2 separate regions of the Homo sapiens genome follow, and region 2 is linked to region 1. A link is an interaction called in ENCODE POLR2A ChIA-PET data of the cell type or tissue named here. Cell type or tissue: MCF 10A. All regions are shown on one strand. Links, peaks and the distances in the headings refer to the core of each region. The heading gives the core; the rest is flanking DNA. Region 1 overlaps EEA1 (early endosome antigen 1). Region 2 has its middle 20 kb from the start of LINC02413.

Region 1 (15,414 bases), core at 4,727-12,726:
TTTGCTTTTGGGTTGTCTTTGCTTTTAAGCTTTTGAATGATAAGAATTATTGTTAAGAAACAGGGCTGGGCGCGGTGGCTCATGCCTGTAATCCCAGCACTTTGGGAGGCCGAGGCAGGCAGATCACAAGTCAGGAGTTCAAGACCATCCTGGCTAACACGGCGAAACCCCATCTTTACTAATTAGCTGGGTGTGGTGGTGCACGCCTGTAATCCTAGCTACTCAGGAGGCTGAGGCAGGAGAATTGCTAGAACTTGGGAGGCGGAGGTTGCAGTGAACTGAGATTGTACCACTGCACTCCAGCTTGGGTGAGAGAGCCAGACTCTGTCTCAGGAAAAAAATGAAACAAAAACCCAAATGATAATTCAAATTTAAGATATAAAATGGTTTTTTACTTATTTGATTCTGTATTTATATCATTTTTTCTTATACTGAATATCTTGGTTCTTAACATTAGCAAATGTTTTTTGCTAAAATATACATAAATAGCTTTAAAATTAACAATATGAATATTATGGCTAAGATTATTGAATTAATTTTACTGTTTCTTTTTTTAGCAATTTTTTTTGGCTTTGTGCTATATCCCAAAAGGATATGTAGTAGAAACTCTGCATTCTTAAATACTTAAAATAATTATTTTGTCTGTATGGTAATGCCTGCAATATAATACTTATTTAGGTTTTAAAAAAATTTTTTTTAAATTATGACAAAATATACGTAATTTAAAAGATACAATTTTTACCATTTTTAAGTGTATAATCCAGTGGCATGAAATGTATTCACGTTGTTGTACAATCATTACAACTAAACTCCATACTCATAAAACAATAACTCTTCATTCCTCCCCTCCCCTGAACCCACTGTAACCACAATTCCACTTCCTGTCACTATGAATTTAACTGTTCTAGGTACCTCATATAAGTGGAATTATACGATAGTGATCCTTTTGTGTCTGGTTTATTTCACTTAGCATAATTATTTCTAGCTTCATGTTGCAGCATGTTATCAGAATTTTCTTCCTTTTAAAGGCTGAATAATATTTCATTGTGGATGTATATACTACCTTTTGTTTATCCATTCATCCGTTGACAGACATTGGATTATTTACATGTTTTAGCTATTGTGAATAATGCTGCTATGAACATTGGTGTGCAAATATCTGTTTTAGTTCATTTAGGTTTTAATTTTTGTTTGTTTGTTTGTTTGGAGACAGTCTCACTCTGTCACCCAGGCTGGAGCGCAGTGGTGTGATCTCAGTGCACTGCAACTTCCGCCTCCTGGGTTCAAGTGATTCTCCTGCCTCAGCCTCCCAAGTAGCTGGGATAACAGGTGCCCATCACCATGCCTGGTTAATAGTTCATTTAGGTTTTAACTGAAGTTCTTGATAAATGAGGATATTATTGACTAAGCTGGAGAACATAGTGAGGAAAGTAAACTTTTTCCTAGGATGGTAAAGTGTTGAGATGAATGAAGAGTTTGGTTTGGTTACAATGCTTTGAGAAATCCATTGCTTGATTTCTTAGTAAACAACTACAAATGTGGATGTAGAGGTATAGAGTGCTATATTAGGTCTCTTTTATCGTCCAGGTGAGAGATGATTGCAACATGAATTAAGGTAGTGGCCAAGGAGATGGAGAAAGGGGGATAGATTCAAAATTTAAGTGGGCAGTTGAATTAACTTGGTGATTGGATGTGAAGGTTAAGGAATAGAGACAAGTAAGAGTGATGCCTTGGATTTAGGCAAAATGAGTGTGTGATGGTTCTATAATCTGAGATGGAGAATGTAGATGGGTGAAAGCTTTGAGCAAAGATAAATGAATTTGGTTTTGAATAAGCTGACTTTGTGGTGCTCTCAAGGCATTCAATTAGATATATTTGGCAGGACAGGAAAATATGAATTGGAAACTCAGCAAAGGTCTGGATTAAAGTTAGTGTTTTATTATTTTCAGCAATGGTGTTAATGAAAATTAAGGGAGTAAATGAATTTACCTAAAGAGTATGTGATAAGCTAAGAGGTCAAGTATGAAAACTCCCTGGGAACCCCTCAATTACTTTACATGAATTTTTTTTCATGAAATAGTATTTGTTATTTGCAAAGATAACTTCTCGCTTTATCTATATGTTACGTTTTTAGCTCTTAATAGTAGAAAAGGGTTAGTGAGAGCCCTTTGTCTATCCATTTAGTATAAGGCTTGCATAATGTATTTAAAGCATTGTTCTTAAGGTCTGCATATAGTAAATGGCTTTTCAAACTTTTTGTGAAAATCTTTCTAATTTGTTTTTATGGTGGGATGCAGATGAAATAGAGTAACAAAATCAGTGTTGAAAGTTACATTTTATTTAATTTTTTTTTTATTTTGAGACAGAGTCTAGCTCTGTCACCCAGGCTGGAGTGCAGTGGCGCAATCTTGGCTCACTGCAAGCTCCACCTCCTGGGTTCATGCCATTCTCCTGCCTCAGCCTCCCCAGTAGCTGGGACTACAGGCGCCCGCCACTATGCCCGGCTAACCTTTTTTGTGTTTTTAGTAGAGACGGGGTTTCACCGTGTTAGCCAGGATGGTCTCGATCTCCTGACCTCGTGATCCGCCCGCCTCGGCCTCCCAGAGTGCTGGAATTACAGGCGTGAGCCACTGCACCCGGCCCCTAAAGTTACATTTTATAAGAAATCCTTATAGATAGCTTATAAATCCCCAAGGTTTTGAGTTGTATATTATTTAATTTCTAATACTTGTATCCTTTCCAGTTTTAGAAAGAATTTTGCTTAAAGAAAATTAGCCAGGGCCAGGCATGATGACTCATGCCTGTAATCTCAGCCCTTTGAGAGGCTGAGGCAGGTGGATTGCTTGCGCCTAAGAATTTGAGACCAGCCTGGGCAACATGGCAAAACCCCGTCTCTATAAAAAAAATACAAAAATTAGTCAGGTGTGGTGGCATGTGCCTATAGTCCCAGCTACTCAGGATGCTGAGGTGGGAGGATATCTTGAACCCAGGAGGCAGAGGTTGCAATGAGCCGAGATTACACCACTGCACTCCAGCCTAGGTGACAGAGTAAGACCCTGTCTCAGAAAAAAAAAAAAAAGAAAAGAAAAGAAAAGAAAATTAGCCAGGTGTGGTGGCACTCATCTGTAGTCCTAGCTACTCAGTAGGCTGAGGCGGGAGGATGGCTTGAGCCCAGGAAATTTGAGGCTACGATGAGCCATGATTGTGCCACTGCACTTCAGCCTGGGTCACAGAGTGAGATTTTGCCTATTAAAAATATATATATATATATGTCTAAATTATACTCAGTAAACAACTAGTCTGCAATAGATAAATCATTTATTTCAAAAAAGTTTTAGGTTGTTAAAACTTCTGTGACAGTGATATTTCTTTTTAAGATATTGCATAAGTAAACAATAACATTTTTTCTCCCAGTAAAGTGCTGTTCTTTCTCAAATTTGTGTTTGCTTCTTTGATAGTTTTTTGCAGAGATTAATGCGGTTTTATACTGATCTTGTAGTATGAATTTGTTTTTATTACCAGCAGTCTAGGATATCCTGTTTATTGCAGACATCTGTTCTTTTTTTTTTGAGACAGAGTCTCTCTGTCACCTAAGCTGGAGTGCAGTGGCGTGATGTCGGCTCACTGCAACCTCGGTCTCCCGGGTTCAAGCGATTCTCCTGCCCTGGGCTCCCCAGGGGATTACAGGTGTGTGCCACCACGCTCAGCTTTGTGTGTGTGTGTGTGTGTGTATTTTTAGTAGAGATGGGGTTTCACCATGTTGGCCAGGCTGGTCTTTAACTCCTGACCTCAAATGATCCGCACGCCTTGGCCTCCCATTGTTGGGATTACAGGTGTGAGCTACCACACCCAGCCAACATCTGTTCTTATTTGAAGTAAATACTTGGAATACTATGTATTTTTTTCATAATTTCAAATATTGATGTAATATTGTTATAATAAGAAATATATATTTGGTCTTTTTTCTTGTTTCTGGCATGGAGCTCCTAAAACTTGGAATTCCTTGAGTGATGGAGGTGAAAGGAATGTCATTTGTCATTCATAATAAGTACCTTTTGGCAATACCTGAGTTTATGCTAATAAGGTGATATTGATGGGCCCCTAGATAGCTTCAGGTTGGGGACTTGTTGCCATAGACACTAGCCACAAGATTAAGGCTATGGAACTTTCGACCCTACCCTCTGACCTTCAGGCATAGAGAGGGGCTAGAGATTGAGTTAATCACCAATGGCCAATGACTTAGTCAATCATGCTTACATAATGGAACCTCTGTAAAAACTTTAAACAGTGATTTTGGAGATCTTCCTGGTTGTCGAATGCATTCATGTGCTGGGAGGGTGATGTATCTCTAAATTCATGGGGACAGAAGCTCCTGTGCTTGGGAGCCCTGCAGACCTTCCCTTACATACTGTTTCATCTGGCTGTTTATTTGTATCCTTTAAGATATCTTTTAGAGTAAACATAAGTAAAATGTTTCCCTGAGTTCTTTGAGCTGCTATAGCAAATTATCAAACCTGAGGAGGGGAGTTGTGAGGGTTCCCGACATGTAGCCAAAGTAGACAAAAGTGTGGGTAACCTGGGGACCTTTTATTTGCTATTGGTGTTAGAAGGGGAGGGCAGTCTTAAGGGACTGATCCCTTAGTCTGTGAGGTCTGTGCTAATTCCAGATAGTGTCAGAATTCAATTAAATTGTGGGACATACAGTTGGTGGCTGCAGAGAATTGGTGTGGAAAACTCAAACATTTGTTCAGAAGTATAGTGAATAGAGAAATAGTTTTGTTGTAGCTGGTTTTCCTTTAGTTGGTCTGTTTGGTTGTAGCTACTTAAACATTAATGGTGAGTGTTTGATAATTAGAATTCTCTGGATCTTTTTGTCAAGGCCAAATGGTTTTTTAAAAATCGGAAAACTTTTGGCCAGGCATGGTGGCTCACGCCTGTAATCCCAGCACTTTGGGAGGCTGAGGCTGGCAGATCACCTGAGGTCAGGAGTTCAAGACCAGCCTGACCAACATGGAGAAACCCCGTCTCTACTAAAAATACAAAATTAGCCGGGGTGGTGGTGCATGCCTGTAATCCCAGCTACTCAGGAGGCTGAGGCAGGAGAATCGCTTGAACCCGGGAGGCGGGGGTTGTGGTGAGCTGAGATTGCACCATTGCACTCCAGTCTGGGCAGCAAGAGAGAAACTCCGTCTCAAAAAAAAAAAAATCAGAAAACTTTAAAAAGTAATATGACAACACTAACAAAAAATTATGGGTGGAAGTAGGTGGGTGGTTAATAAAATCATCTTAACACAAATCTCATCTATTCAGTAATATGAGGGGGAAAAGTAGCAACAAAAAAATCATCCTAACATAAAACTCATTGGTCTTATATGATTACCTTTTAATCTCTTTATGTGTATGTATTTTTATGTAATTGAAGTCATAATATATACAAATGTTGTATTTACCTCTTTGACAAATTCAGGATTTATATCATATACATTCTTTTCTTTCTTTTTGTTTTTTCTTTTTTTAATTTCTCACAATAGATGTATCATATATCATATGCATTCTCATTTTTCTTTTTTTTTTGAGATGGAGTTTTGCTTTTGTTGCCCAGGCTGGAGTGTAATGGTGCTATCTCAGCTCACCACAACCTTCGCCTCCTGGGTTCAAGTGATTCTCCTGCCTCAGCCTCTCGAGTAGCTGGGACTACAGGCACGTGCCACCACGCCTGGCTAATTTTTATATTTTTAGTGGAGATGGGGTTTCTCCTTGTTGGTCAGGCTGGTCTCAAACTCCCGACCTCAGGTGATCTGCCTGCCTCAGCCTCCCAAAGTGCTGGGATTACAGGCGTGAGCTACCGCTTCCGACTGCATTCTCATTTTTCTACATAACCTTCATGCTTTTATAACCTACACACTTATCCCATTAATTGTCAAGACTGTTGAACAGGCCGGGCGCGGTGGCTCATGCCTGTAATCCCAGCACTTTGGGAGGCCGAGGTGGGCGGATCACGAGGTCAGGAGATTGAGACCATCCTGGCTAACACGGTGAAACCCTGTCTCTACTAAAAAATACAAAAAAAATTAGCCGGGTGTGGTGGCGGGTGCCTGTAACCCCAGCTACTTGGGAGGCTGAGGCAGGAGAATGGTGTGAACCCGGGAGGCGGAGCTTGCAGTAAGTCAAGATCGCGCCGCTGCACTCCAGCCTGGGTGACAGAGCGAGACTCCGTCTCAAAAAAAAAAAAAAAAGACTGTTGAACAGTTACGTCGTAGTTTAGTTAACAGTTTCTTCATTTTGAACATATAGGTTGCTTATGATTTATAAGCTGTTACAAATAATGCTTTGGTTGGAATGCCCTCTCATCTCTACCTGGAAAAGCTCTGCTCAAACTTTGGGCCTAAACAGTGTGTGGCAGGATTTACAGCCTTTTTTTTTTTTTTTTTTAAGACAGAATTTCGCCCTGTTGCCCAGGCTGGAGTGCAGTGGCACAATCTTGACTCACTACAACCTCTGCCTCCCAGGTTCAAATGATTCTACTGCCTCAGCGTCCTGAGTAGCTTGGATTACAAGCGCCCGCCACCACACCCAGCTAATTTTTGTGTTTTTAGTAGAGACGGGGTTTCACCCTGTTGGCCAGGCTGGTCTCGAACTCCTGACCTCGTGTTATGCCCACTTTGGCCTCCCAAACTTCTGGGATTACAGGCGTGAGCCATCGCACCCGGCCGGATTTACAGCTTTTTAAAGAGTTTCTATTCATTGCAAGGGATAGTTGCCTTGCCCCGCTTACTAAGTTCTCACAGTGGGCCTGGCTTCTTGTTACCTTGCGCATCCAGGGCGTTTTTGGTTCTTATTACTGAACTTAGCTGCCTCTACCTGTTTTAGGTTCCAGAATCCTGGATACTCTATGTTTCCATTTTATTTTTGGTCCATTGTGTACCTTGTTTTTAAGATTGGTTCCATCTTAATAATATTTGAAATTCTTTTTTTTGTGGAGACAAGGTCTTACTCTGTTGCCCAGGGTGGAGTAAAGTGGCATAATCACAGTTCACTGCAGCGTTGACTTCCTGGGCTCAAGTGATCCTCCCACCTGGACCTCCCAAAGTGGTGGGATTACAGATGTGAACCATTGTGCCCAGCCTATCACTTTAAATTTTTAGCATAAATCATTCCAATCCCATTCTTTTTGCAAAATAAAACTTTTATAAGTGAAAAAGTTAGAATGCTTTATATGCTTTATTTAGGGTTAGTGTTATTGTTTTTGGGCTTCTCCTTGAAATAAAGGAATTTTAGTGGCTTAAAAATAGAATAAGAATGAAGGCTGGGTGCGGTGGCTCATGCCTGTAATCCCAGCACCTTAGGAGGCTGAGGTGGGCGGATCATCTGATGTCAGGAGTTTGTGACCAGATTGACCAACATGGAAAAACCCCGTTTCTACTAAAAATACAAAAAATTAGCTGGGCATGGTGGCGTGCACCTGTAGTCCCAGCTACTTGGGAGGCTGAGGCAGGAGAATCGCCTGAACCTGGGAGGCAGAGGTTGCAGTGAGCCAAGATAATGCCATTGCACTCCCGCTTGGGCAACAAGAGTGAAACTCCGTCTCAAAAAAAAAAAAACAAGAAGTTCTTAGATAATTTAACAGCAATCATGAGGAGTATATTTAAAATATGGACATCAAAAACCCCTGACTTGTGAGGGTTTCCTTGTTTTTTTCTCTGTTTACTCCCCATGCCTCTTGGGCTTTACTTAGGTATATTTACTAGGATTATTGTAGGCAAATTTGAGAAAGGGTATTTTTGGTGATGATAATAGGTTTATGTAGAAGTACCTTATTTCAGGTGGCCATGGTGGCTCACACCTGTAATCCCAGCACTTTGGGAGGGTGAGGCAGGAGAATCACTGGAGCCCATAGGTTTGAGATGAGCCTAGGCAACATACAGAGACCTCATCTTTACAAAAATAAAAAAAAGTACAATATTTCTTTGAATTGCTTACTTCGGCTCAGTCAAGGAAAACCTTGGTGAAAAGCCATCTGGCATCTGGAAAAATAAAGGAAACAGAAATGAGGAAAATACAGTTCTTTGGAAGTATAACTTCCTGTTTCCAGTGTCTTTCATTGTTCTTAATACCATCGTAGTGTGAAGTTATTGAAATGTTAATGAATCAAAAATGAATTTCTAGTTTTATAGAACGGTTCTTTATATTAAATATCCAGTTTAGGCTGGACGTGTTGGCTCGCGCCTGTAATCCCAGCACTTTGGGAGGCTGAGGTGGGCGGATCAGTTGAGGTCAGGATTTAGAGACCAGCCTGGCCAACATGGTGAAACCCTGTCTCTACTAAAAATACAAAAATTAGCTGGACGTGGTGGCGGGCACCTGTAATTCCAGCTACTGGGGAGGCTGAGGCAGGATAATCACTTGAACCTGGGAGGCAGAGGTTGCAGTGAGCCAAGATCACACCATTGTACCCCAGCCTGGGTGACAGAGTGAGACTGTGCCTCAAAAAAATAAAACAAGACAAAAAAAAAAAACAACTACAAAAAAAAATTTAAATGCTCTTTTAAAACATTTTCGCCATTTACTTTTTGCCACATCCATGAGTGTATCATTAAATCCAGAGCTGGCTTTTATTTATTTATAAATTCATGTCTCAATTATATTATTTTGGGAAAGAATTTTGCTTTGGTGTTTGCAGAACTGTAGCTGATATTAAAACAAGAAAATTTTGTGGGCATTAAATGTAAAAAAAAAAACACACAGTAAAGACATACTCTGGATAAATTTAGACAGTTTTAGAATGTTAGATTTTGGGAAAGTTTAAAGGGACTGTAGAGACTGAGGCCTGCTCTTCCATACTATACTAGGAAATCTGAGATTCCCTAGGCTAAGAACAACTTGAGGACTTTATTTCTGAAGGCCATTGAATGCCTTTAGATAAGTCGAGGGGAGAAATCTGAAATGAGTATATCTCCTGTATCAGTGATAGCTAAGGATACGTCATTGGAAACAGTCAGGGTGCTAACTACCATTTTAAAAATATCATTTGACTTTTGGTCCCTTTTGTTGTGATTCCTTGTTTCTGCAAAGCTGGCTAGGATCAGCATAGTAGGTTTTAAAAAAAAAGTCCTCAGTGACAGACTTTAGGAATCTCCAGTCTCCCAAACATGTCACTAAAGACTTGAACGTTCATCACCAAATACTCAAGATGTGGAAGATAAATTCCACCCAAGGGAGAATGGAAGTTCACCCTCTGAAGAGAAGTTTGGAATCATTATCAGAGCCATTGGAGGAGACACCCAAGAGTCATGTGGCTGAGGTTTCACAATATCCTGCTGTGCCTCCAGTCCAGAAAAGAAAGCTAGATCAACTTCCAAAAAAGCATAGGCATTTTAGGAAGATTGTAAGGACAAAGAAAATGAGAACGAGCAAGAGGAAGGAGAAAGTAGAGGCCCACTGCACCCTCTCCCCTAATTCTTCCAACACCTTTTGTCCCACTACAAAGTGAAGAGACCAGATTAAAAGCTGACCCTATTCAGTGCCCAGGAAGATGATCCTAACTTTCCCAATGAGGACAGATTACAGTGTCAGCAGGATGAATGTGCCTGTGTAATGCATCAGGAATGTCAAATCCAGCCCTCTGAGCTCTCAGTGACTCAGGAACCCAGGCCTTCTGCCATGACATCCTTGGCATCACTGCTTTGATTATTTCACAAGCTTTGTCTGCTTGTCTAGAAAGTGGAAACCTCCCAGAAGAAGGGTCAGCGACCACGCTGAGGCAGGAGGTAGTGCTCAGGCTCCAAGACCTGGCAATAAAGTGCAGCCTCTCTAAAGCCTGTAGCAAATTGAAGTTAGGCTGAAGTGAGATTTGATCTAGATTGGTGGTATCTAAAATTCATGTTTATTTCACTCATGTATTCAGTTGGCTTAACCTTCTCTGACTTCTCTGAGGATGAAAGCCTTACAATTTCATCATTTCGGGTAGTGGGTACTGTCTCCTGGTATCGACAACCAAATGGAGACCCCTCATATCCAGCTCCTCTCATTTTTTTTTTTTTTTTGCCTTTGGCCAGAGATTCATTTTGCATTCTTCATCTTTAGTACTTTATTGAAATTCTGCCACTTTCTACCTGTTTTGGATAAGCCTTGGTGTGGTGGTTGCTACTATTCTTGGACAGGATACAGTTATTGCCTCCTCCATCTCTAAACAATGTTTGTGGTTTTTTTTTTTTTTTTCACTCATGAGTAAGATACCTGTCTCTTTCTGAAGTGTGCCTCTGATGTTCTCTAGCCATCTTTATTGAAACATAGGCTGGATGCAGTGGCTCATGCCTGTAATCTCAGCACTTTGGGAGGATGAAGTGGGAGAAGGATCACTTGAGCCTAGGAGTTCAAGACCAGCCTGGGCAACATTCTGAGACCCCTGTCTCTAAAAAAAAAAAAAAAAAAAAAAAAAAAAGGGAAAAAAAGGAAAAAAAAAAGAAGACATAGTTACACAAGTAATGTTCCTTCTTCTTTTTTTTTTTTGAGATGGAGTCTCGCTCTGTCACCCAGGCTGGAGTGCGGTGGCACGATCTCGGCTCACTGCAACTTCTGTCTCCCAGGTCCAAGCAATTCTCCTGCCTCAGCCTCCCGAATAGCTGGGATTACAGGTGTGCACCACCATGCCCAGCTAATTTTTGTATTTTTAGTAGAGATGAGGTTTCACCATATTGGCCAGGCTGGTCTCAAACTCCTAACCTGAAGTGATCCACCCACCTCAGCCTCCCAAAGTGCTGAGATTACAGGCGTGAGCCATTTCACCCAGCCATAATGTTCCTTCTTTGTCATTCTTTAGTTGACAGAACCTCACAGAACCCTGAGTTCTTCTGAGAATCCTAAAGAACATAAGTACTTTAAAAAAGGTTCAAGATCATTTTATTTCCCCTTTGTCATGGCATGCTAGGTTAATACTCTATCCAGAATATAAAATAAAAGTTTAATCTTATACCCTTCTTTGAGGAAGTATGTTTGAGAAGAGTTTGGGAATTTCTCTGTAGCTTTAATTACTGGTTGTTATTTTGTACTTGTTCTAGTTTCCTGATTTATATAAAAATTATACAAGTATATAGGCATACTTGTATATAGGCATATCTTGGAGATATTGCGGGCTTGGTTCTAGATCACTGCAATAAAACAAGTATCGCAATAAAACGAGTCACATAAATTCTTTGGTTTCACAGTGCATATAAAAATTATATTCACGGCATACTGTAGTCTATTAAGTGTGCAATAGCATTATGTCTAATAGATACTTTAATTAAAAAATATTTTATTGCTGTAAAATGCCAACAATCGTTTGAGCCTTCAGTGATTTGTAATCTTTTTTCTTTGATGAGACAGAGTCTCGCTCTGTCATCCGGTCTATAATGCAATGGTGTGATCATAGCTCGCTGCATTTTTGAATTCCTGGGCTTAAGTGATCCTCCTGCCTCAGCCTTCCTATTGTCACTGGTAGAGGGTCGTGACTGCAAGTTGTCCAGATTCTTGGCGTTTTGAATAAAGAATTGGACAAAACGCCCAGCAAAGCAAAGAAAGAATGAAGCAACAAAAGAACGAAAGCAGAGATTTATTGGAAACGAAAGTACACTCCACAGTGTGGGAGTGGGCCTGAGCAGCAGCTCAAGGGCCTGGATACAGCATCTTCTTGGGTCCAAATACCCCCTAGACGTTTCTGATTAGCCACTTCACGCTCACCTCATGTAAATGAAGTGGTAACCCACATTCAGTCTGATTGGTTGCAGAAAACAGCCAACCAGAGGCTGAAGTAAAGTTACAAAGGTCACACTCCTGTGCAAACATCTGATTGGTTGCAAAAGGCAACCAATCAGAGCCTAGGGTAAAGCTACACAGTTATACTTCTATGCAAATGAAGACTTGCCCACAATCAGTCTGATTTGTTGTGGATAGCCAATTTCCCATCTGTGCAGAAAAGGTCAAAGGAAAGGTCAAAGGGAGTAGCCTGTGGTCCTTTTGTTACTTAGGTGTGGAAAGTTAGGGTTTTCCTTTCAATTTAGTTCTAGGAAGTTGCCATGAAACAGCCTTAGTTTCCTTGCCTCCAGACCCTATTCTCCTGCCTCACTGGTAGCTGGGACTACAGGTGAACGCCACCACGCCTTGCTGATTTTTGTATTTTTTTGGTAGAGATGGGGTCTCATTATGTTGCCCAGAGTGGTCTCAAATGCCTAGCCTCAAGCGATCCTCCTTCTTTGGCCTCCCAAAGCACTAGGATTACAAATGTGGGCCATCTTGCCCAGCTAGTCATAATCTTTTTGCTTGTGGAAGGTTTTGCCTCTATACTGATAGCTGCTGACTGACCAGGGTGGAGGTTTCTGAAGGTTGGGATAGCTGTGTCAATTTCTTTTTTTTTCTTTTTTTCTTTTCTTTCAGTGGTGCGATCTTGGCTCACTGCAACCTCCACCTCCCGGATTCAAGCGATTCTCCTGCCTCCCTCCTGAGTAGCTGGGATTACAGGCACGCACCACCACGCCTGGCTAATTTTTGTATTTTTAGTAGTGACGGAGTTTCACCATGTTGGTCAGGCTGGAGTTGTGGCATTTCTTAAAATAAAACAACAATGAAGTTTGCTGTTTTGCTTTGATTAACTCTTCTTTTCATGAAAGATTTCCCTGTAGCATGCTGTTTGATAGCATCTTACCCACAGTAGAACTTCCTTCAAAACTTGAGTCAATCCTCCGAAAAGCTGCTGATGCTTTATCAACTAAATTTATGGAATATTCTAAATTCTTTGTTGTCATTTCAACAGTGTTCACAGCATCTTCTCCAGTAGCAGATTTCATCTCAAGGAACCACCTTCTTTGCTCATCCCTAAGAAGCCATTCCTCCTCCATTAAAGTTTTATTGTGAAAATTATCAGTCATGCCAGGCGCGATGGCTCACACCTGTAATCCCGGCACTTTGGGAGGCCGAAGTGGGTGGATCACGAGGTGAAGAGATCGAGACCATCCTGGCCAACATGGTGAAACCCTGTCTCTACTAAAAATACAAAAATTAGCTGGGCGTGGTGGCACGTACCTGTAGTCCCAGCTACTCGGGAGGCTGAGGCAGGAGAATCGCTTGAACCTGGGAGGTGGAGGTTGCAGTGAGCTGAGATCACACCACTGCACTCCAGCCTGGTGACAGAGCAAAAGTCCGTCTCAAGAAAAAAAAAAAAAAGAAAATTATCAGTCGCATCTTCAGGCTCCACTTTTAATTCTAGTTGTCTTGCTGATTCCACCGTATCTGTTCTACTGGAGTCTTGAACCCCTCACAGTCATTATGAAGGTTGGAATCAACTTCTAAACTCTTGTTAGTGTTGATATTTTGACTTCCTCCCATGAATCACAAATGTTCTTAATCACATCTAGAATGGTGACCTTTTTAGAAGGTTTTCCACACACTCTGCCCAGATCTGTCAGAGGAGTCACTATCTATGGTAGTTATAGCCTTACAAAATATATTTCTTAAATAATAAGACTTGAAAGTCAAAATTACTCCTTGATCCATAGGCTGCGGAATGGATGTTATATTAATAGGCATGAAAACAACATTAAACTCCTTGTATGCCTCCAGGAGAGCTCTTGGGTGACCAGGTGAATTGTCAATGAACAGTGATATTTTTGAAAGGATTTTTTTTTTTTTTTCCAGTGGCAGCTCTTAATAGTGGGCTTAAAATATTCAGTCATCCAGCCAGGCACAGTGGCTCACACCTGTAATCCCTGCACTTTGGGAGGCTGAGGCGGGTGGATCATGAGGTCAGGAGATCGAGACCATCCTGGCTAACACGGTGAAACCCTGTCTCTACTAAAAATACAAAAAAACAATTAGGCGGCCTTGGTGGCAGGCACCTGTAGTCCCAGCTACTCTGAGGCAGGAGACTGAGGCGGGAGAATGGCATGTACTTGGGAGGCGGAGCTTGCAGTGAGCTGAGATCGGGCCACTGCACTCCAGCCTGGGCGACAGAGTGAGACTCCGTCTCAAAAAAAAAAAAAAAAAAAAAAAAAAAAAAAAAAAAAAAATTCAGTGATCCATGTGGTAAACAGATGTGCTATTAATTAGGCTTTCTTGTTCTATGTATAGAGCGCAGAGTAGCATTAGCGTAATTCTTAAGGGTCCTAGGAATTTCAGAACGGTATAAATGATCATTGGCTTGAACTTAAAAGTCATCAGCTGCATTAACCCCTAACAAGAATTACCCTGTTCTTTGAAGCTTGGAATTCGAAGCTTGGAAGCCCAGTATTGATTTCTCTTCTCTAGCTATAGTAGTTACAGATGACATCTTCCAATAGAAGGCTGTTTTTTTCTGAATTGAAAATCTGTTACTTAATATAGATATCTTCATCAATTATCTTAGCTAGATCTTCTGGATAACTTGCTGCAGCTTCTCCATGATCACTTGCTGCTTCACTTTGCATTATTATGTTATGGAGACAGCTTCTTTCCTTAAATCCCATGAACCAACCTCTGCTACCTTCAAACATTTCTTCTGCAGCTTCCTCATCTCTGTCAGCCTTCGTACAATTGAAGGGCCTTTCTCTGAATTAGGCTTTGGTTTAAGGGAACGTTAATGGCTGGTTTGAACTTATATCCATGTCACTAAAACATTCTCAGCAATTTGTGCTCTTATCATTTGTGTGTTCACTGGAGTAGCACTTTTAATTTCCCCAGGAACTTTTTCTTTGCATTCACATTTGGCTGTTTGGCACAAAGGCCTAGCTTTTAGTCTGTTTCAGCTTTCCACATGCCTTCCTCATTAAGCTTAATCATTTCTAGCTTTTGATTTAAAGTGAGAAATGAGCAGCTCTTCTTTTCACTTGAACACTTAGAGGCCATTATAGGGTTATTAATTGGCCTAATTTTAATATGGTTGTGTCTCAAGGAATAGGGAGGCTCAAGGAGAAGGGAGAGAGACTGGGAAATGGCCAGTGAGTGGAGCAGTCAGAACACACACAACATTTATCAATTAAGTTGGCCATCTTATATGGGTATGGGTTGTAGTGCCTCAAAACAATTGCAGTAGTAACTTCAAAGATCATTGATCACAGGTCACCATAACAGATATGATAATAATAAAAAAGCTTGAAATATTATGATAATTACCAAAATGTGACACAGAGATACAAAGTGAGCACATGCTTTTGAAGAAATGGCAGGAATAGACTTGCTTGATGGCAGAGTTGACACAAACTTTCAATATCTAAAAAGCGCCACATCTGCAAAGTGCAATAAAGAGACACACAATAAAATGAGATATGCCTGTAAATAAATGTGCAAAGTATCTGCATGAGGAAAAAAAAAGGAATGCTGGCTATTAAACTGGAGGTTTGCTTATCTTTAACATAAAACATTTTTTTCAAGATAAAAGCAATTCAAGTATGGATCTAAAATTCTGAA
Region 2 (15,414 bases), core at 2,463-10,462, 71 kb before region 1:
TCCTCCCTGCATTCACTCTCAATGCCTTATCTCCAAAGATCTGCTCAGAGTGTACCCAGTTTCCCTGATGGTCTGGTCTTTCGGCGGGAGATGCTCTTCCTGGCTGCGTCTAGTTGGCCATCTTCAGAAATAACTTTAATAAAATAAAAAAAAATTGAACTGTTGCCACTGCCCAGACTTAATCACCTTGGAAGTGGCAGTATCAGAAAATCTGGTCAACAGATCACCACAGTGGTGGTGATGGGGTAGACAGTTGGTAGCTTGGGTAAGGATATTTGCAGTTTTGAATGGGTGATCTTTTTAGCTTCTCAGAACTCACAATTTATCTGCCTGTGCAGAGTGGCTACTGCTGCTCAGAGCAGCAGGTGGAAGCAAAGAAATGAGTTCCATTTTATGAATGTTTGATGCTTTCTTCTCCATGTAGAGCTTACACTCAGGACATCAAGCAGCTGTAGAGAATTCTGGTTAGATTTTTAATCAAAGGAAGTATTGTGATTGAGTCTTTACGTAGGAGGCTGAGAATGTCATTTCCTCCTGGCTGAGTCTTGCACAAAGTGATATTTTGAGGGCAACTTGACACCCCTGGACAGCAACTGGGCTGGGCAGTGTCGCATACACACTCCTCTCTGCCTCTCCACACCAGATTCCCTCATGATGTTGCTAGTCTCGAGACAGTGGAACAAAGCAGTGTCTCAAAGAGAAGCCAAACGGAAATAAGGCAGTCACGGGGGCACCTGGGATGTGGTGAGAATAGTGAGAAAGAAAACATTTGGTGATCAAATTGGTCTCTTCCAGGGCTTGCTTCCATGTTTAGAGCTGCCCAGTGTCGTTATAAGGCAAAATGATTGACTGATGACCAAAGAGAAATTGATTCTGAAAAGATAGAGTGATAGCACAGTGCTTGACACAGACTAGTTGATTAATACATGGTTAATGAAGAGATATGAAAAGCAATTAGAGTTGGAAATAGTATATAAATTCTGTCATGTCTGGGTTTCAATTTCTTAAGGGTATTTTGAAATTATTTTTGAATGATTAAGTAAGAGGACTACAGTGGATTGAAAGTATGTGTTACCGGGGGTTAAAAGCTGCCTCTGAGTCCCAAAGAGGTTCTTCAAAGCCTTATCTATGTCTGGAGGGTGTTTTGATTTTTTTTCTTAGTTCACAACACATATTTTGAGGGTTTTTTTTTTATCTGAGTTTTCTTGAGTTCCTGTCTTCCTTAGTGACAACTAGATTCCAAATTACTGATGCTTTGTATGATTTGTAAATGATTGCTATTAATGAATAATAAATTCCATATTATGGAATAAACTGTGCCATTGTATTTAATTGCTTAAATTTATGTCTCTCTCTCTCTCTCTGTTTCTCTTTTTCTCTCCCTACATATTTATCTATCTACCTGCAAGTCCTTGACTTTACTGATTTGGCTTGTTTTCCTGATTTGAGTGTTCTGGCTCTCTAGAGGTCTTTCATAAGCATATTTGTTCTATACATGTATTTTCCTAGGAGCTGAGCTGAACTTAAAATTCTGGTTGTACAGACTACAAATCTTGATTAGTATATATAAGTAGACCATCTTAAATATACTTGTTGAATGTATAAGAAATATGGACAGGATTGTCACCATGCCAAATTAACATATTTTTCCATAAAAGAACTAAACCTACATTAATCAAAACTAGTTATCTCTTATAGACTAGAAAAGAGCTTCAACAGTGGTTTAAAAGAAAACAGAAGAAAGGATCACCATCAAGTCATCTGAGAATGACTTTACAGGTATTGTTTTGTTTATTTTTCACCGAAAACAGGGCTTTCAGATCAAATATACAATGCCCAGTTAAATTTGAATTTCGGATAAGCGACAACAACAACAAGAAAATGATTAGTGTAAATGTGTCCCAAATATTTTGTCATTGTTTATCTGAAATTCACATTTCATTTTATTTATTTATTTATTGAGACAAGGTCTTGCTTTGTGGCCCAGGCTGGAGCACAGTGGCATGATCAAGGCTCACTGCAGCTTTGAAATCCTGGGCTCAAGTAATCCTCCCATGTCAACTTCCTAAGTAGTTGGTACTACAGGTGTTCACTGCCATGCCCAGCTAATTTTTAAAAAAACTTTTTGTATAGATGGAGTCTCATTATGTTGCTCAGGCTCATCTTGAACTCCTGGGCTCAACCGATCCTCCAACCTCAGCCTTGCAAAGTGCCAGGATTACAGATGTGAACCACCTCACCCAGCCTTGAAATTAAAATCTAACTGGGGGTCCCGTATTTATATTTGCTAATCTGGCAACCCTACCTTAAAACTACTTAGTTTACAATCTTCAAGCATCCTTTAATTTTAATGCTTGTGAAACAGCTAATCTCTTGGCTAGAATGGCTTGATGTCCTCTGAGGCAATCTGATCATCAGGTGGAATCAGTAAGTACTTTACTTAACATCAAAGAGAAATACAATGGACTTAGAGAAAAAAAAGGGCAGAAAAATTAGCATAATTTATACAGCTTGGAAACTAGATAATGGATGAGATGCACTACAATACTACTAATCTATAAAATGGTTGATTATTCTTAGATCAAAAGGTTTTTATAAGGTCATGTCAGTGAAGTGGTGGAGTAAGGACCTTCCCAATATTCTCTCTTCCATAAAAACAATGAGAATGATTCAAACATTTATGCAATCAACTTTTTCAGAATTCTGGAAAATCAAAAGCTTTCAGCAATCTGGAGAATATTTATTCAAGAAAAGTGACTGAAACTCAGAAAGGGAGAGTTTGTGTCATTTTAACTTTTTCTATTTCCATTCCCACTTTTTGCAGCTCGAAGAAAGCCTTAAAAAGCAACAAGGCAGCCACAAGCCACAAAACCAACAAGCTGCAACAAATTTGTAATGATCACAGTGGAAACCAGCAGCCTGTCAGCCACTGGAAAGGTAGAATGTTACTGGGGCTCCTTCAAAACCCCATCCCCAGGGAATGGTCATTATTTAACCTGTCTCATAGGTCCCTGGAAGACCCCAATTGCAAGGTTGTCATTGTTTGACTTGAGTTGGAGCTCATGCAGTGAAAAGAGCCTTTTCTCTATGGGGGTTTATTAAAAACAATTAGAGGCAATTGTTTAACATCATGGCTGCCGGATGCAATCACCTTTGTAAAGATTATGACAGCAAAAGAAGTCTAGCATAGCTGACTCCATCTTGTTTCAAGCCTCACAGGCTGGCTGTCCTCACTTATTCCTAGGTGTGGGTCAAGCTAACCATGGGAGACATTTAGTTTATAGTTTAACTTTGCATCAAGGATGATAATAGTACCTCCCTAAAACTGACCTCCTCCTTAAAACTGAAACCACCTTTTTAAGACTAATGAAAGGCCACAAGATTAGGATTATGGTGAGGGGCAGAGCTGATTTCTGCTAAAATGTAGGTACAGTTAAATGATAACCAGCCATTTGTTCCCTAGCTTGCTTTTCTATAATGCATTACTGCTCAAGAGTCATGTGGCCAGATGTCACAAGATTTGTAGCTTCTACTTGGCCAGACCTGCAATTATTAAATTCCTTCTTTGCTTTATAAATCTGCTGTTCTGAGTGCATTCGCTTTTCTGGACAGCAGGCAAGAGGAACCCATTAGGTGATTACACTGAGGTAGTAGATAAACATGAGGGCAAAATAATAGAATAATGAAAAAACTTTAAAAAAGGAAAAGAAGGGGAATGAGATGTCCACAGGGGGCTTTGACATGCTGTGATAGATTCCTGGGAGTCTAGAAAGCAATACCAATAAAGCCGGGCACGGTGGCTCATGCTTGTAATCCCCAGCACTTTGGGAGGCCAAGGTGGGCAGATCATCTGAGGTTGGGAATTCGTGACCAGCCTGACCAACATGGAGAAACCCATCTCTACTAAAAATACAAAATTAGCCGGGCGTGGTGGTGCATGCCTGTAATCCCAGCTACTCAGGAAGGCTGAGGCAGGAGAATCACTTGAGTCTGAGAGGCAGAGATTGAGGATTGAGGTGAGCTGAGATTGTGCCACTGCACTCCAGCCTGGGCAACAAGAGCGAAACTCGGTCTCAAAAAAAAAAAAAAAAAAAAAAAGAAAGCAATACAAATGAGTAGAACTATATGCATGCCCAGGGCTGTGTACAAGTTCAGGAAAGAATTGAGAAGGCCCTGAACTCTCACCTCTGGCTGATCTTGAAACTATATTAGCAGGAAGTGAATGCTAAGTCAGAGTTGAAAACTGCCTGGCTGAGTGTTAAAGGCAAGTTCCAACATGCACATAGAGCTCCTTAGCAAAGACTGAGAGACTTACAAGTTCCAGTCAGTTAAGAAAATTGCAGTCCAACCATTACCTAACCATATTTCGCAATTGACAACTTATGTCTACATGTACAAATATGGACATAGATGTTCATAGCAGGTGGGAACAGTGGCTCACAGTTCCCCAATCTTAGCACTTTGGGAAGCCAACACAGGAGGAAAGCTTGAGACCAGGATTTCGAGGCTGCAATGAGCTATGGCCATGCCACTGCACTCCAGCCTGGGCAACAGAGTGAGAGCCTGTCTTAAATAAATAAATAAATAAATAAAATAACATGGGCTGGGCGCAGTGGCTTACACCTGTAATTCCAACACTTTGGGAGGCCGATCTGGGTGGATCACCTGAGGTCAGGAGTTTGAGAGCAGCCTGGCCAACATGGCAAAACCCCGTCTCTACTAAAAATACAAAAATTAGCTGGGCATGGTGGCGCACGCCTGTACCTGCTACTGGTAGGGGCCGAGGCAGGAGAATCACTTGAATCTGGGAGGTGGAGGTTGCACTGAGCCGAGATTGCGCCACTGCACTCCAGCCTGGGTGACAGAGCAAGACTCCATCTCTCAAAAAAAAAAAAAAAAAAAAAAAAAGCAAGAAAAGAAAAGGTCTTTATAAGAAAAAGGTCCCATCCACTCTTCTGTTCAGGAAGGATTAAATCCCATATACCTTCTAGGAGTGACCCTTAATATCTCACACATTCTTTGAGATATATAAACTTTTTTTTTTTTTTTTTGAGACGGGATCTCAGCCCAGGCTGGAGTACAATGGTGCTATCTCACCTCATTGGAGCCTCGACCTCCCAGGCTCAAGCAATCTTTCCATCTCAGTCCCCCGAGTATCTGGGACTACAGGTGCACACCACCATGCATGGCCAGTTTTTGTATTTTTGTAGAGATGGGGTTTTGCCATGTTGCCCAGGCTGATCTTGAACTCCTGAACTCAAGGAATCCTTTTGTGTTGGCCTCCCTAAGTGCTGGGATTACAGGTGTGAACTCACTGTGCCCCACTGTAACAACTTTTTTTCTTCATTAAGCATCCAGATGTCTTGAGTATTTTGAAGTCTCAAACATCCTCCCCCTACCCCACTCATATGAAGAGCATATGACCCAAATGAAGCCAGAAATTTGAATCTAGAACATAAAGACACACAGATAGAAGACTGGGGTTGATGGACACAGCACTGTGGCTCATGCCTGTAATCCCAATACTTTGGAAGGTTGAGGCAGGAGGATTGCTGGGCAATTTAGCGAAATCCTGTCTCTACAAAAAATAAATTTTAAAAAACTAGCCAGGCGTGGTGGCATGCACCTATAGTCCTAGTTGCTCAAGAAGCTGAGGCAAGAGATTTTCTTGAGCCCAGGAGTTCAGGGATGCAGTGAGGCATGATAGGGTTACTGCACTCCTGTCTGGGCAACAGAGCAAGAGCCTGTCTCAAAAAAAAAAGAAGACTGGATTGAGTCATTGAGTCATTTTCTTGGCAGCATCCAAAATGTACTGATTCAGGAATTTCTGGTACTGAAGCCCCTGGAGATCCCCTAGTCTGGTTCTTTTTGAGCCTGATTTGTTCTTTTTGTTGCTTGAATACTGTGTTTTCTTGTATTATTCCAATCAGTTCTTTATTGCTTAAATTAGTCAGAATCTATGTCTGTTGTTTGCAAGCAAAGGACCATAACTGAGATAAGTGACAATGTGAAAGTGGTGCTGTGTTCTGGGCCAGATTCTTTTGAGCTGAGCCTGCTTGCAGACTGTGGGATGACCCAATGCTCCCACAATTTTCTTTAGTAATTCTGCTGTGCAACCTCTGATCTTACTGTGTACAATATGCTGAAATACCACTTGTCCCTCACTTGGTGCAAAAACATTACATTATGTATTATGTTCACATTTGTTTTTTTCTTATGAGTCTGTGTGGATAAAAGTAGTGGTATTGATGCCCATAAGAAACCATTTTGATCATAAAAGTAAATAACATCCTTCAGTTATAAAGTGACCATTCAAATGATCCAAAATATGCTTCTATTAATTTTGACATTATCATTGAATGAAAGCACATGGCTTTAAAAAAAAACAATTTGTGGCAAAGGATTTTCAGATCCTTAAAGGTAGATTGGAGAAATCTTGCCCTGGGTATTAGAGACTATTGTGATACATCTATTTTTCTTAGTTCACAGACTTCATCTTTCTCCCTGATACCTCAGTGATGATCAGGTCCAGGTTTAACAAATGTGTAGCTGAGCGTCATATGTTTAAAAAATTAACATGCAAGGACATGAGCAGAAAATTCACAAAAAGGGAAGTCCAAATAAATGGTCAATAAATACAGGAAAATATGTTTAGTCTCAGTAGTGAGCAAAGATGTTTAATGTATTAGTCAGGATGGTGTAGATAATGCTGCCATAACGCTCAACCCTAAGTCTCAGTGGCTTACAACAAAGAAGTCATATTTTTTGTTCATACTCATCATGCCTTACTTAGAGTCTTTATTCCATGTTGTTCTATCAAACTGAACAGAGTATGTTTATGTTAATCAATTATGGGACCCAGGCCATTTTCTGAAACATTGTTGGTAATCAATTGCAGAAGTGAAAGAGAACTCTGAAAGGTCTTGCTCAACCCAGAAGTGACACATACCATTGCTATTCACAACTCAATGACCAGACCAGGTCACATGGCCCCGCTTAACCTCAAGGGCCATAAAATTAAATCTCTTTTTTGTTTGTTTTTGTTTCTGAGACAGAGTCTCGCTCTGTTGCCCAGGCTGGAGTGCAGTGGTGTGATCTCGGCTCACTGCAAACTCAGCCACCCAGGTTCAAGCGATTCTCGTGCCTCAGCCTCCCTAGTAGCTGGGACTACAAGCATGTGCCACCACGCCCAGCTAATTTTTTTTGTATTTTTAGTAGAAAGGGGGTTTTGCCATGTTGCCCAGGCTGGTCTCAAACTCCTGAGCTCAGGCAATCTGCCTGCTTTAGCCTCCCAAAGTGCTAGGATTACAAGTATGAGCCACCATGCCCAGCTCATAAAATTAAATCTTATCATGTGCTTGGGGGGAGCATTAATGACTATAACATACAATCAAAACAATAAGTTATTATTTTTCAGCTACCAGATTGGCAACTTTAAAAAAATAGCTAAAACGTTTTTTAAACAAAAAAGTTAAAATATAGAGACGGGGGCCGGGCGCGGTGGTTCACGCCTGTAATCCCAGCACTTTGGGAGGCCGAGGCAGGTGGATCATGAGGTTATGAGTTCAAGACCAGCCTGGCCAAGATGGTGAAACCCCATCTCTACTAAAACTACAAAAATTAGCTGGGTGCAGTGGCAGGCGCCTGTAATCCCAGCTACTCAGGAGGCTGAGGCAGGAGAATCGCTTGAACCTGGGTGGCGGACGTTGCAGTGAGCGGAGATCACGCCATTGCACTCCAGCCTGGGCAACAAGAGCAAAAACTCTGTCTCAAAAAAAAAAAAAAAAAAAAAAAAAAAAATATATATATATATATATATATATGGAATGAGAGAGAGAGATGGGGTCTCCGTATGTTGCCTAGGCTGATCTGAAACTCCTGGACTCAAGGGATCCTCCCACCTCAGCCTCCCAAAGTGTTGGGATTATAGATGTAAGCCACTGCACCCAGCCCAGCTAAAATCTTGTCTCATCAAATGTGTATAAACATCTATAAATTGGGAATGAAAGTTTATACGTAATTTCTGGGGGCAATTTGACAGTATACACAAATGCATATGCACACACACACACACAGAGTGCATACTCTTTACCCTGCAATTCCATTTCTAGGAATTCAACCTAAGGAGATATTTATACAATTGTGGAAAGATAAGTTTACAAAAGCATTTATTGAAGCATTTTATATAACAGTTGAAAATGGATACAACCCAGCCGGGCGCGGTGGCTCATGCCTGTAATCTCAGCACTTTGGAAGGCCGAGGTGGGTGAATCACCTAAGGTCAGGAGTTCGAGACCAGCCTGGCCAACATGGTGAAACCTCATCTCTACTAAAAATAGAAAAATTAGCCAGGTGTGATGGCGCATGCCTGTAATCCCAGCTACTTGGGAGCCTGAGGCAGGAGAGTCGCTTGAACCCAGGAGGCAGAGGTTGCAGTGAGCTGAGATCACGCCACTGCACTCCAGCCTGGGCGACAGTGAGACTCTGTCTCAAAAAAAAAAAAAAAAAGAAGAAAATGGATACAACCCATAAATGCAACAGTAGAGTAATGACCAAACAGCTTGTGCCATATCTGTTAGATTAAATATTATGGAGCCATTAAAATTATGCTAGCAAAGGCTGAGCATGGTGGCTTACACCTGTAATCCCAGCAGTTTGGGAGGCCGAGGTGAGCAGATCACTCACTTGAGGTCAGGAGTTCAAGACCAGCCTGGCCAAGATGGTGAAACCTCATTTCTACTAAAAATACAAAAATTAGTGCATGGTGGCAGGCACCTGTAATCCCAGCTACTCGGAAGGCTGAAGCAGGAGAAACCCTTGAACAGAGGTCGAGTCGGAAGGCTGAAGCAGGAGAAACCCTTGAACAGAGGTCGAGGTGCCTCAAGAAACCCTTGAGGCAGTGAGCCGAGATCGTGCCACTGCACTCCAGCCACAGCAACAGAGTAAGATGCTGTCACCCCCACAACACACACAAAAAGAATTATGCTAACAAAGTGATATGTTTATTCTATAATTTTAAATGCCAAAGCAGTCTAGCAGTCTATGTGCATTCAGTGTAACTTCTTGCTGCACTCTGCAAGTGCAAGTGAAAAAAAGCACCAAGGAGTTCTCCCTAATTGATTCTTTCCTGATAATTGGAGGTTATCACAATTCATTCAACAGAATCTGTACATTCACAATTAAGAACCTCAACCAGGACTGCCCTTCCATGGGTAACACATTGTGCTATTTTATAGCTCAGCTCTCCACCATCCACAGAAGCTACCCTGGGAGCAAGATGGTGGGCGTTGTCTCTTCACAGAGTGCTTCCACTTTCCTAGAAGCTCATTTATGCTCAAGACTAGGAAATAAATAAAAGTACTGACTCTGTTCTTCACAATCCTTTTTATGGTTGAGTTTTCCTTCCCCAAAGAACCATCTCCTGTTTTCTATGGATTAGCAAAGTGCCCTGATCTTCTCATGCTGATTCATTTCCTCCCTTCCTTCCTGCCTCCCTCCCTCCTTTCCTCCCTCCCTTCCTTTTTCGTTTCCTTCAAAGAAACATTTATGAGCAGTTTAAGTCTCAGGCACTATGTCCAGTGCTAGGAATGCTCCCAATGAACAAGACACTATCTCTGTTCCCATGGAGCATATTATTTCTTGGAGAAAAGAAGGAAAACAGCAATTGCAATATATCCCTGTGGCAAACACTTCTGAAATGGCCCAAATGATCACTGCTTCCTGGTATTCATGTCCTTGTGTGATCCCCCTCTCCTGAGTGTTGACTCAACTTATGACTTGCTATTAACAAATAGAATATGGTAGAGTGATAGGATGTCATTTTGAGATTAGGTAATAAAAAGACTCACTTCCATCATGGGTCCCCACTCCCCAGCGCTTGCTCTGGGGGAAGCAAGCTGCCATGTGCTCCACCAATATGTTACACGACTGGTGTCATTTGTCAGAAAGGGAAGGTAATTGTAAAACTAATCACAACGAAAGCAAAACAGTGTTATTAAATCCTAATAAGACAGGATTGTCTACTGAAAGCTCTGAGCCTAAGGCTTCCTTGCACCTTCTCTCTCTGTCATTCTTTAGAAGAGAAGTGGTTTAATTTGTGCAGCACCAATAAAAAACAAAAAACAAACAAACAAAAAAAGAGAAGTGGTTAAAAGAAAAAAAAAAGTAGCAGTACCAAATCAAAATTTTCTTCTTGATGTAATCAGAAGGATTAAAGAGAATTTGGAAAGAAATCACAGGATAACTATTTTAGCTATTGCTGTGTCTATATACTACTAAAACTCATCTCATTTGTGAGGCACTTTGAAAACACTGGCCTACACTAACCAGCCAAGACCCTCAGCCACAAAGATGGATTTTTTATTTGTCAAGGAAAGCTTCCTTCTTAGCCAGAGTAAGCTGCTTTTTCAAACCAGACCTAAGACAATAGTTCTGTACCTGAATGCATGGCACAGTACTATTCCATGAATTTTTATGGTGTGTTGACAAATTTTAATCAGTATATAAATTTGACATCCCCCTTCCAGCTGAGGATACACATTTTTATGTATGTGTGACAGAAGGCTCTATAGAGTGAGTTGGGAAAAGTGTATCCCACTCTCCATCCTTATTAGTCAGGGTTCTCTAGGGGGACAGGACTAATAGGATAAATGTATAAATGAAACGGAGTTTATGAAGGAGTATTGACTCACACGATCACAAGGTGAGTCCCACAATAGACTGTCTGCAAGCTGAAGAGCAAGGAAGCCAGTCCAAGTCCCAAAACCTCAAAAGTAGGGAAGCTGACAATGAAGTCTTCAGTTTGTAGCCGAAAGCCTGAGAGCCCCTGGCAAACCACTGGTGTAAGTCCAAGAGTCCAAAAGCCAAAGAAGTTAGAGTCTGATGTTCGAGGGCAGGAAGCATCCAGCATGGGAGAAAGATGGAGGCCAGTCTAGCCATTCCATGTTCTTCTGCCTGCCTTTTTTTTTTTTTTTTTGGAGACTGAGTCTCACTCTATTGCCCAGACTGGAGTGCAGTGGTGCGATCTCGGCTCACTTCAACCTCCGTCCCCCGGATTCAAGTGATTCTCCTGCCTCAGCCTTACGAGTAGCTGGGATTACAAGTGCCCACCACCATGCCTGGCTAATTTTTGTATATTTACTACAGACGGGGTTTCAGCATGTTGGTCAGGCTGGTCTTTAACTGACCTCAGGTGATCTGCCCACCTTGGCCTCCCAAAGTGCTGGGATTACAGGCAAGAGCCACTGTGCCCAGCCCTTCTACTTGCTTTATCCTAGCCATGCTGTCAGCTGATTAGATGGTGCCCACCCAGATTGATGGCGGGTCTGTCTCTCCCAGTCCACTGACTCAAATATTAATCTCCTTTGGCAACACCCTCACAGAGGCACCCAGGAACAATACTTTGCATCCTTCAATCCAATCAAGTTGACACTCAGTATTAACCGTCACACCATCCTTAAGAAATATCACCTTTCTAAACTACTTTAAATTTCATATGGAACCAAAAAGAGCCCGTATAGCCAAGACAATCTTAAGCAAAAACAACAAAGCTGGAGGCATCATGATACCTGACTTCAAACTGTACTACAAGGCTACAGTAACCAAAACAGCATGATACCGGTACCAAAACAGATATATAGAACAATGGAACAGAACAGAGACCTCAGAAAAACACCACACATCTACAACCATCTGATCTTTGACAAACCTGACAAAAACAAGCAATGGAGAAGGATTCCCTATTAAGTAAATGGTGCTGGGAAAACAGGCTAGCCCTATGCAGAAAACAGGAACTGGACCCCTTCCTTATACCTTATACAAAAATTAACTTAAATGTAAAACCTAAAACCATAAAAACCCTAGAAGAAAACCTAGGCAATACCATTCAGGATGTAGGCATGGGTAAAGACTTTATGACTAAAACACCAAAAACAATGGCAACAGAAACCAAAATTGACAAATGGGATCTAATTAAACTAAAAAGCTTCTGCACAGCAAAAGAAACTATTATCAGAGTAAACAGGCAACCTACAGAATGGGAGAAAATTTTTGCAATCTTTCCTTCTGACAAAGGTCTAATATCCAGAATCTACAAGGAACTTAAACAAATTCACAAGAAAAAACAACCCCATCAAAAAGTGGGCAAAGGATATGAACAGACACTTCTCAAAAGAAGACATTTATGTGGCCAACAAACATATGAAAAAAAGCTCATTGTCACTGGTCATTAGAGAAATGCAAATCAAAACCACAGTGAGATATCATCTCACGCCAGTTAGAATGGCAATTATTAAAAAGTCAGGAAACCACAGATGTTGGCGAGGCTGTGGAGAAATAGGAATACTTTTACACTGTTGGTGGGAGTGTAAATTAGTTCACCCATTGTGGAAGACAGTGTGGCAATTCCTCAAGGATCTAGAACCAGAAATACAATTTGACCCAGCAATTCCATTACTGGGTATATATCCAAAGGATTATATGTCATTCTACTATAAAGACACATGCACACGTATATTTATTACAGCACTGTTTACAATAGTAAAGACTTGGAACCAACCCAAATGCCCATCAATGATAGACTGGATAAGGAAAATGTGGCACACATACACCATGGAATACCATGCAGCCATAAAAAAGAATGAGTTCATGTCCTTTGGAGGGACATGGATGAAGCTGGAAGCCATCATTCTCAGCAAACTAACACAGGAACAGAAAACCAAACACTGCCTGTTCTCACTCATAAGTGGGAGTTGAACAATGAGAACACATGGACACAGGGAGGGGAGCATCACACACCGGGGCCTTTTGGGGTGTGGGGGTTAAGGGGAGGGGGAGCATTAGGACAAATACCTAATGCATGCAGGGCTTAAACCTAGATGATGGGTTGATAAGAGCAGCAAAACACCATGGCACATGTATACCTGTGTAACAAAACTGCACATTCTACACATGTATCCCAGAAGTTAAAGTCAAATTAAAAAAAAAAAAAAAAAACAGAAAGCAAAACAAAAAGCAACTCCCAAACCAGCAAAAATAAATAACATATTATTTAAGAGAAAAAAAAAAAGAAAGAAAAGAAATATCACCTTTCTATGGGAACAGTGAACTGGAACACTAGTCAGGGCAATCTACACTCAAAGGCTGATACAATAAAGAACGACCAAGTGAGTGGTCAAACAGTTTTCAATTTTCTAAAACTTGCTATCTAAAAACCACCATTCACCTGTAGACAAAAAGAGTCGAACTCTGTAAAATATTTGAAGAGATTTATTCTGAGCCAAATATGAGTGACCATGGCCCGTGACACAGCCCTCAGAACATGCGAGAACATGTGCCCAAGGAGGTCAGGGCACAGCTTGGTTTTATACATTTTAGAGAGGCATGAGACATCAATCAAATATATTTAAGAAATACGTTGGTTTGGTCCAGAAAGGTGGAACAACTCAAAGTGGGAGCTGTAGGTGAATTTAAACATTTTCTGGTTAACAATTGGTTGAGTTTGTCTAAAGACCTGGGATAAACAGAAAGGGGATGTTCAGGTTAAGATAACAGACTGTGGAGACCAAAGTTCTTTTGAAGTCTTATAGTGGCTGCATTTAGAGACAATAGGTGACAAATGTTTTCTATTCAGATTTTAGTTAATCTCTTTAGGATTGGGAGGGTCTGGAAGAAAAAGATCTAGCTATATTAATAGAGATTCTTTACAGATGCAAATTTCCCCCCACAAAGAACAGCTTTGCAGGGCCATTTCAAAATATGACAAGAAACATGTTTTGGGGGTAAAATATTTTGATTTTCTTCTTTGTCTCCTAATGTTATGCCAGAGTCAGGTTGGAAAGTAAATCATGATATATAGGGTTGAATAAAACCCATCTGATGAGAATTTATGATTTGTAGGGCATGACTCCCCAGACCTCTTAGATAGGAATTTGGGCAAGATTAAAAAAATTAGAGGTTAGTCCTCACCAAAAGCACTTGGATAGCGCTTATGAACTAGCCAAACTTCTAGAATTCAAAAATGTGGCTAATCCTCCCATTTTCGGGTTGACGTCAAATCCTAACGTATGAAAAGGGTCATAGTTCAGAGATTAATGGTCAGACTCATTCCACTAGCAACCAAATCAAATTTCAGAATTCTTGCAATCACAGTTGTGCTTTTATGGGAACAAATATTTCTTATTCATTTGTTTTGCCGAGGCAATAAAACATGACTAGTGATTGGCAGTGATAATATTTTCTCTGAAAAACTTCCTGATGTGCAACTTGATCTTTTTTTTTTCTTTTCTTTTCTAAAATATATTATGGAAACATTTTGAGCTTGTAAATGATTTGTTCCAAGTGCCAATAGAGAATAGCATTTCCGACCGGGTGCGGTGGCTCTCGCCTGTAATCCCAGCACTTTGGGAGGCTGAGGCCTGTGGATCACGAGGTCAGGAGTTCGAGACCAGTTTGGCCAACATGGTGAAACCCCGTCTCTACTAAAAATACAAAAATTAGCTGGGCGTAGTGGCAGACACCTGTAATCCCAGCTACTTGGGAGGCTGAGGTAGGAGAATCGCTTGAAACCGGAAGGCGGAGGTTGCAGTAAGCCCAGATCACGCCACTGCACTCCAGCCTGGGCAACAAGAGCAAAACTCCATCTCAAAAAAAAAAAAAAAAAAGAGAGAATATAATTTCCTAAAAAAACAATGGTTTCCTCTCTCAGAATTCTGGAATCTGCCTGATATATTTCTGGACAAATGAAACCAAACAGCATAGTCATACCCTGGAAGAGCAGAGGTTGGAAAAGAGGTGTAAAGGGCATAGTTGGGAGTGAAATTTTGTGCATAAGAACAGAAGAAGAAGGTACAAGGTTAGAAATTTTAATTATGCTTTTCTCCTTCACTGCAGAATTGGGCCATGTTTAAGTACCTGGAGTAAGCTTGGCAAAAAATCACTTGCTTCCCCATGCTGCTGTGTTCTACAGAACTTTCTGTCCACATTACGGTCTTACTGAATGGCCTATTTTGTAAACCAAATGCCACAGTATTTCCACATATCTAAATTCAAAGAAATATGCTGACCTAAAGTATGAAAATCCATTGAAATATCAGACAAAATTTTTTCTTGTTTAAATTTTAAGGGATACTTGCTTATCCTTGCCAAAATGATTTTAATTCAGTATGTAACTTGGATTGAAATGTTTGAATCCTGGGCAGGAAAACAATAAAAGCTATGAGAGTTACCAAAACAAAACAAAACAAAAACAAACAAACAACAAAAAAAAATAGGCATGGTGGCTCACATCTGGAATCCCAGCAATTTGGGAAGCTGAGGCAGGAGAATCACTTGAGGCCAGGGGTTTCTGATCAGCCTGGGCAAACATAGTGAGATCCCATCTATATTAAAATTTTTTAAAGTTTTTTTTTTAAAAAA

What was found. ChIA-PET counts read pairs that join two places held together with the same protein. Peaks named below come from ENCODE experiments on the same cell type or tissue, not always from the same donor. Only the 100,000 strongest peaks of a DNase experiment are listed, where the experiment ranks them.
Region 2: POLR2A ChIA-PET joins it to region 1 with 13 read pairs; 3 of 35 experiments call an interaction of 5 or more read pairs at or near these places.

Annotation. Positions count from the first base shown.
Region 1 is chr12:92,893,759-92,909,172 of GRCh38, reverse strand. The region is part of intron 1 of EEA1 (early endosome antigen 1); the gene reads left to right. Among named protein-coding and RNA genes, the nearest start is that of EEA1, 28 kb to the left of the region's middle. In MCF 10A, for the core only: no CTCF peak of the experiment used is centred there; DNase peaks (open chromatin) are centred at 9,312 and 9,642.
Region 2 is chr12:92,962,695-92,978,108 of GRCh38, reverse strand. No RefSeq gene overlaps it. Among named protein-coding and RNA genes, the nearest start is that of LINC02413, 20 kb to the left of the region's middle. RefSeq lists enhancers at 4,095-4,364, 6,748-6,797, 7,278-7,347, 13,313-13,870 and a silencer at 4,250-4,450. In MCF 10A, for the core only: no CTCF peak of the experiment used is centred there; DNase peaks (open chromatin) are centred at 4,308, 5,708 and 6,958.